Regions from separate parts of the Homo sapiens genome. Here region 2 is linked to region 1. The links are chromatin contacts, found by Hi-C in ENCODE. All regions are on one chromosome and are shown on one strand. The core of a region is the stretch at or near the end of the contact, and the rest is flanking DNA. Distances in the headings are between cores, read along the strand shown. Region 1 holds the start of GLIS1 (GLIS family zinc finger 1). Region 2 holds the start of IFT25 (intraflagellar transport 25).

Region 1 (6,416 bases), core at 3,528-6,027:
TTTTAAATTCTCTGGGAACGTTCAGAAGGCCTTCGTGTGAATGCCAGCTCTCGGCCGCCAACACACACATGTAGAAGGTACAAGTTGTGGAACCAGAATCAAATATTTGCAGCTGGAAGCCTGGAAACTGCCACCTACTGTCTGCAGCTTTGAGCAAATCCCTGAACCTTAATGTCTGCATCTATAAAATGGGAATCACATTAATAACAGCCAGTATCTGCCCAGCACTTTACAGACTTCTACATCTGCTCCCTCACAAGAGCCCCCAAGGCAGGCAGAGCCCAGCTGGCGTGAGGGCAGACAAGAGGATGTGTGGGAACACGCTCTGAACACTGTAAAGCACCGTGCACAGAGAACAAGCGTCATCAGGCCATCACCACAAAGCTGTCCGCCTGCATAAAGCCCAGATGTTTACCTTCTTTCCTTGTCAGGACTTATAAAAGCAGAGTGTCGGGTGTTTAATAATAGGAAAGAAAAATGCAGCATCTGGCAATTTGGCTTTTCCAGCTGTTTGGAATCTGGATAAACGGGACTCTGCCATAAACAGATCATGATTCTTATTGTAAATGATGACAATGTTAGTCCATGACATCACACCATCCCAGTGCCTCCCGATTCCAGATCAAATACACAGGCCCCAGACATTTATGGATAAACTACTAGGTTCAAGAACCCACTCTCTTCCTCTGCTTAGGGACTGTCTGAGGCAGGCGGCAGAGCATCTGAAACCTGACCCCAGGCTGAGCCATACTGTCTTCTCTCCGGTCACTGGGCAGCTGTGGCCACAAAAGACCTGAAGCTTGGCACCTCTCAGCCTCCCCTGGCTAGCACACCACAGTTAGCACCCTTCACATTCAGCATTTTAAAAATGTAACCTTGCTTCCTTCTCACTCTGTCCCCTTTATCTCAAGTGTCACTGACCCTTGCATGGGCCCTGCACGAATTAATAAAAGTGCCTCCTTCTACCTTTTTAGCTTATAAGGCATTCTTACAACTCTTGTTTTATTTACCCTGCAAGGTAGGCACCATTACCTCTCACGCAAATGAAAACCCAGAGGTTGAGAATGTGAAACAGGTTACAGTAGTAATCCTAAAAATAACCAGGCACTGAGGTGGCCCTTGCACATTCTTTATCACTAATGATCTCATCAGTCTTGCGAATTAAGTCTCAGGGTAAATTTACAAACGAAGGAACCAAAGGCTCAGAAGAGTAAAATCGATTCCCCCAAGTGCCACAGATCATAGATGGTGGGGTCTCACAATTCCCAGCACAGTCAATACATATTTTTCAATTGGTATTTCTGTCTGTTTCCAATAAGCCTGAGAACTTGGAGCTAGACACCAAATATTCAAAGGGTTACATGGTCTGGGACTATTTCGGTGGGAGTAGGGGCAGTAAGAAGGTGCCGTTTCCTCGCAGCATTTTTAAGGACGCTGAAGAACTGGGGGAAAGCTGGGTTTGTCTCGGGCCACTTGGTGACTGCACTGTGAGGAAAAGCTTGCCTATAGCAACACAGAGGCCAGCAGGGAAACCTCTCCAAGCCCAGGACCCTGAGCCTTCCCTTTCTCCCTAGGCCAGGTTAGGCCAGAGCTGTGGCTTCCCTAACCACTGCCCTACACATACCAAACACTTTCCCACCTTCAGGCCTCAGTTTCCTCACCCTTCAAATGAGTGGGATACATCCCACCACAACAGCCTCACTGGGAGGCTATGAAGAAAAGTTGTGAAACCTCTTGGAAAAAAGCTTCACCAGAGAGACCAGCTTAAGGTACAAAGAAAGAGGCTCTTCCTCCCATCCCTTTATTCTCCTCTGCCCTTTCCAAATGGAATCCTGACTTAAAGATCTTTTATTTTGGACATGTTTGGGGGCGTGCGTAAAAATAACTGGGGTTAGGGGGAATGGAAGTAGGAAGATCGTACACAAAGCCCCCAGGTGAAAGGTCTCACCATAGCGTGGAACAAAGATTATGTTCGGGAGAGCTGTTTGCTAGGTCTGCAGAGAACTCGATCTTCAGAGGACAGCCATGATTTTTTTAAACACAGAACGTTGCAGGAGGGTATCTATTTAAGGGAGGATTGTGTATGGAGCGGGGCAAGCCAGGGAGCTCCCGGCAGCAAACATTACTCATGTCTCGCTGCGCAGCGCTCCTCTCTGGTAAAAGAGACCTCATATGTGTGTATTCCAGCAATAACACTCAGCAGGCATTTCCCGCCCCTCCCCACTGTATCTGTCCTTCTAAAATATTATCTCTATCCCTTGAAAAAGAGGCTGGCATCTAAAACAAGGAGATGAGAAGTAGTTCTCTCTTACAAAGTCAAGTGTTTTCTTCAAAAAAGAAAAAAACTACTTATGTTTATTTCATTTTACTAATCCCTGAACCAGGGAGTTGGGTGTTTTTGATCCACAAGGAGCTCTCAACTCTAAAAGTAGGCTGCCTACCCCTTCCGAGTTGTGAGGCTGATGCTAGGAAGTGATGCCTATAACCGTAAAACCCAAACTGTTTTTGTCTTCCTTGAGAATCATCTGGAATGAGAACCAAGAGGTTCCAAATGCAGATATAGTCAAACCCCAAAGCCTTGGTTTCCCCTAAGGGAAAAAAAAAGGGGGGAGGACGAGGACACAGCATCTTAACAATTTCTCCAATTCCTGGTTAATTATCTGTCAGCACGAAACTCATAAATAATGACTCAATAATAATTAACTGTGATGAGAAGAGCATGTTCCTGAAAATCCCAGCACCATCTCCGACTTTGAGCCCATAAGCCATACTGGGACCCCCACCTTCCCGTGGCCAGCTTCACTGGGGGACGAAGGGACTTGCCAAGGAGCTTGTGACCCAAGACTAGGCTGCCGAAGCACCAAGTACAGAAAAGCCATGTTTAAGTTAGGACGTGACTAGGCTGGATTGCTGATGCAGAAAATTTTCCATCAGGAATCCAGAAATCATCTGGTTTAATTAATTCCTCACTTGACAGATGGGGAAACTGAGGTCCCAAAAGGAGAGGGGTCTTGCTAAAGGCCTCTGGGTTTTGTCAGCTGAGGAGATTGAAATACTTCAAACTATGCCTTGAGCTGCTCAGAAACAGATACCAATATATGCGTTGCTATTCGCCCTCATGTATAATAAAATTTTGACAAGTTTCTATGCAAGCTTTATCAGAAACACACAGAAGCAAAATTATGTAAGCTGAGAGCTTTCTATAAACACATTTCCCCAAACGGGGCTAATTGAATTTAAATTAGATGCTTCGCAAAGCAGGCATACTTTCACACTGACAAGCTAGTCCCAAACAATAAGAGAGAAACTGAGGAACTCCGAAGAAAGTTCCACCAAGCTCTCCCGAGCACGCGGTGGCGACGCCGGGCAGCCCGAATCTCCACAGGAGCCGCCAGGCACGTTGGCAGGGCCGAACTCACCCTTCCCGGCGGCGGCGGCCTTGGATGGACCGTAGTCTCGGGGACTGCGGGGCCGGAGGAGGTCGTGGGCGCGCGGTGGCGGCGCAGGCGGCCGGGCTAGCAGGTCCCGCGGGCCCCTGTCCCCGCAGCCGCCGCCACTCACGGTGACCCTGAAGGCCATGTGCGCGCCGAGGCTGGCGGGGCCGCGGTCGGGGCCGGGCGCACCAGGGGCCTCCTTAGGCCTCTTGTCCGAGTGTGCCTCAGCCACCTCGCAATGCATGGCGCCGGGGCGGGGCGCACGGCTGGGGGTCGCGCCGGGCTCCTGGGGAGGGGAGACAGCACAGCCAGTTAGAATGCGGAAAGCGGCCCCCGTATTGTCCCGGGGCCGAGTTTGAGCAGGTCACTGCCCCTTCGGTGGATTGCGCGTCTTTAACATAGGTTAGCACCACGACACCTAGCCCAATCAGAGGTCAAACCCACCTGATTCCACGCAAAAGCCCCCTCGCTCAGGAGCGGTTCGCCCTTCCCTGGTGTGGGGAGGACCCCAGGCCCCCGCGCCGCGGCGCATTACCGCGAAGTCCCACCCAAATCCTCCTCCACCGAAACCAGCCTCCTTTGCACGAATGGTGAAACTGAGGCCTGGAGCGGGTAAGGCGCCTGTTCCGCGTCCCCCAGTGGAACACGGAGCCGGCGGCAACGAGGATTCCCAGAGCAGGGCTCGGGCGAAGCCCCGGAGACGGCTCCGGGTAGGTCACGGGCTGCGCGCTTCGTCGACTCTCCGGGGCCGAGCTGCGCGCAGAAGCTGGGGACCCGAACCCAAAGGCCCGAGGGAAACCCCCAGAGACTCACCCGCGACCACCCGAACCTGGAAAACAGGAGTCCCAAGCTGGGCGCTGAATCCTGCGACGCGAACCCATCACGCGCAGCCGGGACACCCACATTCCTATGCGCAGCGGAGGAATCGAGCCCGTCGCGCGCGCAAACCGGCACAGTGGGCAATGCCCACGCGGCCGCCGCCACACACCCGCACACCCGCCGAGGCACGCCCGGGGACGGACACGCCACCCACACTGCCGCTGGTCAGACGCTCAGCAGCGCACAACCACACAGTCCCACGCTCTCGCCACACGCGCGTGCGATGGGGGCCGCGACAGAGCCTCCCTCAGCCCTTCCATCAGGGGCCCCCAAACTCTCCGTTCCCCTCCGCGCTCCCTGCGCCATCCCCAAGCTGCCGGGGTTCGAGCGTCGCCGGGACGCCAGCCTCGGATCTCGGGCCCCGCACACGCCCCTCCCTCGGCCGCGGGCCGCGCCCCCTCTCACCTCGCAGCGGCAGCTGCAGATCGCTGGGCGCCCGGCTCGGCGCGCCTCCACTGGCGCAGCAGCCCCCGCAGCCGCCGCAGCCGCCGCCGCCGCCGCCGCGTCCTGCGGGGCGGTTCCCCGGGGGACGGGGGCGGGCCCGCGTCTGCCCAACAGCCGCTCCAGCCACTGGCTGGCCGCGGCCGCCCGGCTCAGGCCAATCGCGGCGCGAGGGCGGGGCATCCCCCCCTGGGGGTCTGGGCGGGGCCCGACGCGGGGCTGAGCAGAGGGTTTGACAGGCGGCGGCCGGCTGGATCCCCGCGCTGCCCGCTGTTCTCAGACGGCCGAGCCGGGCAGGACGGCGGGGCGGCGCCGCGGCGAGAGAGGCTGGGCTCGGGGGTCGGCGGAGTGCGCTGGGCGTGAGGAGTGCCGGGCTGAACCCGGCTCCCTGCCCGCCTCTCCACTAGCCCCGGGCAGGATCCTCCCTTCTCCCGGTCGGTTTTCCCCTCCGTCAGATGGGAACGACGCTGTCTGCTAACGCGAAGCGGACAGATGCGAAAGTGCTTGAAAAGTTTTCTTGCAGAATCCAACCCTCTCACTGGAGAATTTGCAGAGATTTCACAGCTAGTGGGCAGCAAATTTGGGACCCAAACCCAGGCCTCTCAGCCCACTTTCTTACGTTTGTTTTTGTGTTTTCCGCCGGAAAGAGTCCAGGGTAAAAGGTCTCAAACTCTGAAGTTAAAGATAAAAAAATGGTGCCTGATCCCAACTAGGAAATATTCCAATTGAGTCTTGGGGAATAGGCCCCCAGCACTTAGGCTTTTAGCGAGCTCCCAGGAGATCCTTACAGATCTGGGGATTGAGACCCACTCTAGGGGTCTACTCTGTTGTCCTGCCTTCTGGGATTCCCCCACAGACAGCACGCAGTGTCTCAGGGGGCCCTGCCCAACGTGTAGGAAGAGCACGGGACAAAGAACAGTAAGGCTTCACAGAGCCTGCAGGCAATGGCTCAGTTCCCCGCTCTGAGCCTGAGTCCTCCCGTGTAAAATGGCAGTGTTTGCCTAGGCCTGGTCTACCTGCCATGCCTACCGAAGGATCCAGCCAAGCCCTGAAATGGTTTCTGCATTTCACCTAGGCGCCTCCTGTGCACTGTTTGATGGTGGTCTGGGCTGGCTCCAAGGGGCCTGACTGGTTTCGAACTCCTTTGAAGTCTGGTCTCTTTGACCTTGGTCTCAAACTGGAAAATGTATATGGAGCCCTTCTGGACTACACAACATGTCAAGTTCATAGCACAGGACTCTGCACAGAACAACCGACCCCAAGCAGCATCCTCAGAATCCTGGAAAACCAGGATTTTAGAATTTCAAAATCATAAAATTGGATTTCCTATAATTTGTTTAAAATAGTATCTAACAATTAGAGTAATAATAGTAAGAAAGACTTTGAGGTTTTAGTTAGACCCACCCTCCATTCAGAGGAGAAAGGACGTGACTGGCCTGTGTCAATGTGGTGGAGGGTGGCAGAGCCCCGGGATCCAGGCTTCCTGACTCCTGGCAATGCTGTTCCTTCAGTACCAACCACTCTGCTGCTCACAGGGAGAGGGTGTAAATCAACCATGCCCATAACACACAGGCCAAGGGTTGCGCCTCACTCAGTGCCTGCACCCCCCACCACCACATACTCTTGTGGAGTCACAGCTGGTTCTGCTGCCAACAAGCCATG
Region 2 (6,414 bases), core at 3,073-5,572, 210 kb after region 1:
ACTGTGCCCGGCCAATATCAATATTTTATAAAAATGCATTTCTTCTTAGTTTTTGTTTATTAGCATAAAGTTCACTTTCTATTATATTTTAAAAACTAGTATTGATAGTATTAAAAGTGTGGTAACATTGGTAAGAAATAAAAACATATATTTTAATTTTTTGTGCCTTTTTTCTCTACCAATCTTACCACAGTTTTCGACACTATTGATACCAGAGAACCAGTCAGTGTGGGATGAACATTGTCAAGCCTTAGTTTTAAGAGGAGAAAGATGGTGAATTCTGTAAATACAGATTGATAAACTTGAATGCTAATTCTCGACAAAATCCTAAAATTATTAAATTTCATTATTAAAATGGTAACCTTGAAAATGTAACCAAGGAAGTACTAAAATTGGAAGTAGCAGTAACATTAGTTTACAAGCTATACCAAACCTATATATTTCGGTTTGTCTGATGGAATTCCTACCCATCTGGAACATGTTCTAAAGATTTCAACAAAGCTTCAGACAAAGCTTCTCAAGATACCCTGTGGACCCGACAGAGAAATATGAATTGGGTGATAGCTAGTACTCTAGGTAGATATTTCTAACTCTGAGTGGCTATACTCAAAGAATGATGATTAATGGAAGAAAATGAACTTGTGGAGGACTTCTATCCTTATCCTACTCAACATTTTTATTAATTAAGGATGCACAAAGTATGCTTATCAATTTTGCAGACACAAAGCTGGGATGTCAGCTGATATGCTAGGTGACAGAATTAGCATTCAAAAAGAAATGAGCAAGCTAGAAAGACGACTTGCAATGAGTAAGATATTTAATAAGGATAAAAGTAAAAACCTATACTCAGTTTTGAAAAAAATCCATCATACAAGGGTTGGTCTAAATCAGGGGTTAGCAAACTACTGCCTGTGAGCCATATCTAGCCTGCCATCTGTTTTTGTATGGCCCACAAGCTAAAAATGCGTTTAACATTTTAAAATATTTTTAAAAATCAAAATATTCTGTGACACACAAAAATTACATGAAACTCAGATTTTAACGTCCATGAATTATATTGGAAAGTGGCTATGCTCATTCACTTATATATTGCCTATGGCTGATTATATGTTACAGTGACATAGCTGAGTCACTGTGAAAGACCATAAGGCCCATAAAACCTGAAATATTTACTATTTGGCCCTTTACAAAAAAGTTTGCCAACCTCTGATCTGATAAAACATATAGGTTTGGTTGACCACAAAGTCAATATAAGGTAACAGTGTACTCTATCTGCCCCTAAAGGTAATGGAATGCTATCTTAGAGTTAAGGAAGTACCACATTCCATCAACATTTTTGAACACCAATTGAACAAAGGGCCAACCACTGTGCTAGTAGTGCAAAGATGAATAAAACAACCTAAGTGACTAAGACTTGGTTCTTGCCTTCAAGCTCAGAGTCAAGGAAGATGAATAAGCATGAAACTAACAGTACAATATGCTATGTGCTAACATCATGTGACGCACATCCAGAATACTGTGTTCAGTTCTGGGTACTACGTTTTAAGTAGGACATTGTCAGGCGTGATATTGTTCGGAGGAGAGTAAAAAGTTCATGATGATCTATAAACCATATTACATAGAAAAAGGTGAAAAATAGAAATGCGACTATAATTTTTACTCTCAGTGGTGCTCACAAATGGAAAAAGGATTTAAATTTCTTTTTTTTTACACCTCCTGGGGCGTGAACTGGACTCAACAAATGCACATTTTAAGCAGGAAGACTTTGGAGAGACAAGGACTTTCGTTCAAAGTAAAGATTTTAAATTTCTTTCATCCCTGAAAACGTCCAAGAAAAGTCGGTAAGAGATCATAATCTATGGAAGAAGGCAAAGAAATCTACGAAGGAAGCCAAAGAAAGGATTCCTGCATTGGTAGTTCTCTTAGGCTGAGTCAGATTTTAGGAAAGGTAGATTGGGAATAGATAATGAAAGATCTGAAAAGCCAGGTTAATGGCAATGAACTTTATCCTGTACTCCAGTGGTTCTCAACTGGACTGGGTGTAGATTTTGGCCTCCAAGGGACACTTCAAAACATCTGAAGTTTTAACTGTCACAACTTGGGAGGGAACGCTGCTAAATATACCATCATATACGGGACAGCACATCCTCAAGTAATTATTGGTCCCAAGTATAAATAGTGTAAAGCTGGGGAAACTATGCAGTAATCTATTTGGCGGTGGAAATGTGAGGGTTGGAGATGTAGGGAGAGAACTTTTTTTTTTTGAGGCAAGGTCTGGGCTCTATGGCCCAGGCTGGAGTGCAATGACTCGATCTCGGCTAACTGCAACGTCTGCCTCCCGGGCTCAAGCGATCCTCCCACCTCAGCCTTCCTAGTAGCTGGGACTACAGGCATGCACCACCACGGCCGGCTAATTTTTTTGTTTTGTAGAGATGGGGTTTTGCCATGTTGCCCAGTCTGGTCTCTAACTCGTGAGCTCAAGCGATCCGCCTGCCTTGGCCACCTAAAGTGCTGGGATTACAGAAGCTAGTCACTGTGTCCGGCGGATAACTTGTTTTTTAAAAGAGAGTTACACTTTAGGGTTGATATGGAGCAGATGAATAGGAAAGAATGTACTCTCCAAATGTTCAGTTCTTTTCTTACCTCACATTCTTAAGTTTTCTGAGAGAAGCAAACACATGCTTTAATACAAAACTCATTTCACACCTTCTATATTCACCATTACCCTTCCTATTTCCTGTTTTGGGTAGAATTACTTAAGTAGAAACGGCAGAGACTTGGTTTTCTTTAAGGTTCTTTGTTGCAGTTAATGAGAAGAGGCAACCAACCTTAGAGAAATCCATACAATGCCAGGCCTGGTGACTCGCCTGTAATCCTGACACTTTGGAAGGCCGAGGTGGGCGAACAGCTTGAGCTCACAAGTTCAAGACCAGCCTGGGCAACATGGTGAAACCCCAAAACCCTCTCTACTAAAAATTCAAAAATTAGCCGGACCTGGTGGCAGGCGCCTGTAATCCCAGCACTTTGGGAGGCCCAGGCAGGCGGATCACTTGAGGCCAGCGGTTCAAGACCAGCCTGACCAACATGGTGAAACCTCGTCTCTACTAAAAATATAAAAATTAGCTGGGTGTGGTGGCAGGTGCCTGTAATCCCAGCTACTCCGGAGGCTGAGGCAGGAGAAGCTCCTGAACCCAGGAAGCGGAGGCTCAGTGAGGCGAGACCGCGCCACTGCACTCCAGCGTGGGCGACGAGCGATTATGTCTCCAAAAAACAAAACAAAGTGCAGGTTTGGGAGGTAGTCTAATCCCCCACCCCTTTAGAGCAAGGCAATTTCCTCAGGGCCGCAGTTTACCAAAGGTGGTACACTCTGGGGTGCTATCCTTTCCATTTTTTACAATCCCTGACCCTGGTATTCCCTGATGCCTTATCCTGTCTTCTAAACCAGTGCCACTGGTTTCGTCCCCAGTTCACCCTTTCATCGCTAGCTCACATGCCCTTTGTGGTCCTTCTTTCCCCAAACCTCTTCAGGTCAAGTCCTTAGAGGACCTTCTCCCTGACCAGCTCCCTTGGTTCTGGTGCTACAGCTGGACTCCTCACGCTCTTTCTTCAAGCATCATCCATTGGGAACGTGGTGTACTTTAGAAAACACGGACCCGGCCTAAGGCTTCTGTCTCCGAGGGGCCAGGGCCACGGCTTCCAAGGCAAACCAGCCCTGGCACCACCTTCTCACCTCCATCCCAAACCCTCCTCCTCAGTTCAAGGCCCTAAAGCCTCAGACTTGTGGAGGCCCGCCCCAAATTATGTAAAGAATATATAAATGCCCCCGACCTTAGGTACAATTTATAGCTAGATGTGTTACGTTGCGGCTGACAGCTTACATTACATTTTGGTAGACTAATTAATTTCGATTTACAACTGGTTTTCCCTTTTGGGGGGTCAAGACGCTATTTCTGGCCTCAAAGAGTTTCGTGGGCTGGTAGTGGCGCTTCCAGGGTCTAGAGGAAAAGGCGGGCCCGCGTCAGACCTCCCGCCGCGGCCCTTCCACGCCTCCCGCCGCGCGTCTCTTCACCACCCCTCCACTGTTGCTCCCTTCCCACCAACATCCCCGTCCTTCTGCCTTGCCCGGCCAGGCCCCCATACCCTCTGGTGCCAGCCTGCCTACCCCGCTACCCGCTCACCTGGGACTCCCGTTAGCTCTGGGCGCCGGACCTTCCGGGCTCGAAACCTCCCTTGCGCCCCGCCCCACGCAGAGCGTCCCGACCCGCAGCTCCGCCTGCTCGCCGCGGCCTCCGTGGAGTCCGGGGTCGCGCGCGCTCCAACTCTGAAATCTTCGCGCCACGCCTCCCACAAGCCCCGTCCCACCCTCAGCCCCGCCCCTTCGCCGCGGCCACCGCTGAGTTTCCGGGCGCGCGCTCCTACCCCGAGCTCTTTGCGCCACGACTCCCACAGGCCCCGCCCTGCCCTCAGCCCCGCCCCACCCCGCCACCGCGGCCTCCACCGAGTTCCCGGGCGCGCTCGCTCCACCGAGTTCCCGGGCGCGCTCGCTCCTACCCCGAGCTTTTCGCGCCACGCCTCCCAGAGGCCCCACCCCGCCTCAGCCCCGCCCCCTCGCGGCGGCCTCGGCCCCTCCTACCCCTAGCTCTTAGCGCCACGCCTCCCACAGGCCCCGCCCACAATCGGCCCCGCCCTCTCCGGCTCCCATTACTTCGCGGGCCAAGATGCGAAACCACTCCTGTGCGCCTTTCCCCAGGCCAGTCCCGGGGCGCGCGCTGCCTACCCTCCCCCAGCTCAGCTCTATCCCCGGGGCCCGCAGGACCCAGGGGACCCACCCTCCCGCGAGCACGCACGCGCAGGGCCCACCTCTGCGAGTTCCAAACCCTCGGCCCTCGGGTCGCCTGCCCTGGGCCTGGCCCCGCCTCCAGGTCCGGCCCCGCCTTCGTGCCGGGGCCCGCGCACGCGCGCCTCCCCGGCCCAGCCTTGCTCCCGCCCCCGCCGGTCCCGCGGTCCCACGGCGCCTGGTTGCCCCCAGCCCCCTCCCTCCTCCCACCTTCACTGTGTCCCACCCTTCCTAGCTTTGTGCCCGGGGTGCTGAGCCCTTCCCCGTCAGCCGGGCCGCGGGAGGAGGGAGCCGTCACCGAGGAGCTGCCGCTCGCTGCCCCGGGCAGGGGCACAGGTAGGTGGCGGCCGCGGGCCGGGCCGCTCGCGGGGCCCCGGGTTGCGTGTGGGAGCGGGGGCGGGGTGTTAGGGAGGGGCGGGGTGGGGGAGGGGACGCCCCAGAGGGACGGCGGGGCGCGGGTTGAGGGGAGGATGAGGTATACTGGTGGGGGCGATGGGTTTAAGGGTGGCGTAGGGGTGCGGGGGCAGGCTATGGGGACGTGTGAGAATTGGGGTTCGGGGCCTGGGTGGGACAGGGAGCAGGATTAGCCTGGGTGGACTCGGGGAGAGGCATGCTTGGGGAGAGAGCGGGAAGAAGGAAGGGGGAAGGGAATGGGATTTTAGGGGTTCAAGGAGGAAACGAGATAGGATAGGAATAGAGAGGGTGGGGTCTTGGGGGCAGGGAAGAAAAGTTGGGGGTGTGGAATGCCAAGTTGGGGATAGTGAGGCGTGAAGGAAGAGGGTCTTGAAGATTGAGAACAGAAGGCAAGGAAAGGGATGGAGAGATTGGGGTCCTAGGAGAGGGAAGCCCCTAGAGTGGGAAGAAGGGAAGAATAGATGGTGAAGGAGAGGAGTGGGGGGTGGAGGAGTGTGGGGAAGGAAGGGGAGGCAGGTGAAGGTTGGGAGATCGGAGGTTGGAAGGTTGGGTCTGTGGGACAGCAAGCCACCTTTCACCAGGGGCTCGGAAGGGCTGGAAGGGTCTGAAGGTTGAAAGGGGCAGGAGAGCTGGGGTGGGCGAAGGGAGTGGGGTTAGGATTTTTGGTGTGAGAAGCGCTAGAATTGGTAAGAGTGTCACGTTGTGGGAGAGACTGGCATGTTCTTGGAGGGAAGTAGGGAGCCTGAAAGGGTATGGGTGAGAAGGCAGGTAGGAAAGTGCATATTATAGGAAAAAAGTAGTGAGGAAAGTTGAAAATTGAAGAATGGGGACACACAGAACAATGAAGGTGGATTGTTGGTTATTGGTGGTTTAGAACTACCCATAGTTTAGTTTCTGTTTAGGTTTTTATGTTAGAAATTTTCCCAAGAATACTGCATTTTCAGATAAACCAAAAGTGTCTGCAGCCTTGGGATGAAGGCCATGGGTTGGCAGATGTTCTCCTGGTATATGGATGTAGCTCATTTTGGGCCTGGCTGAGGGAAGAAGGGAGGCCTCGTTGTAAATGTCCTGGCTGTGTTCCCACTAGCTCTTTCCCCAGATGTGCACTGTTTTTTTGTTTGCTTTTGTTTTTTAATCTTATCCCCACCCCCTCCCCCCAGGCT

Evidence for each region. A loop is a pair of places that touch in the nucleus more often than their neighbours do. Pooled maps may share reads with other maps.
Region 2: a pooled map shows a loop between it and region 1 (11-fold over the local background). The contact joins the promoter of IFT25 here to the promoter of GLIS1 in region 1. A Hi-C loop is called at or near these places in 1 of 168 maps with a recorded cell type or tissue (chondrocyte), 2 of 37 single-sample maps with no recorded cell type and 6 of 50 pooled maps.

What each region holds. Positions count from the first base shown.
Region 1 is chr1:53,734,387-53,740,802 of GRCh38, forward strand. It overlaps GLIS1 (GLIS family zinc finger 1), which reads right to left and starts at 4,778. Exons shown (of 11, transcript NM_001367484.1): 1 at 4,719-4,778; 2 at 3,420-3,720. The coding sequence starts at 3,678. RefSeq lists an enhancer at 4,194-4,912 and silencers at 4,598-4,767, 4,778-5,127.
Region 2 is chr1:53,941,377-53,947,790 of GRCh38, forward strand. It overlaps IFT25 (intraflagellar transport 25), which reads right to left and starts at 4,323. Exons shown (of 6, transcript NM_016126.4): 1 at 4,179-4,323. LRRC42 (leucine rich repeat containing 42) reads left to right here and starts at 4,974. Exons shown (of 9, transcript NM_001256409.2): 1 at 4,974-5,173; 2 at 6,412-6,414. RefSeq lists a silencer at 4,220-5,289.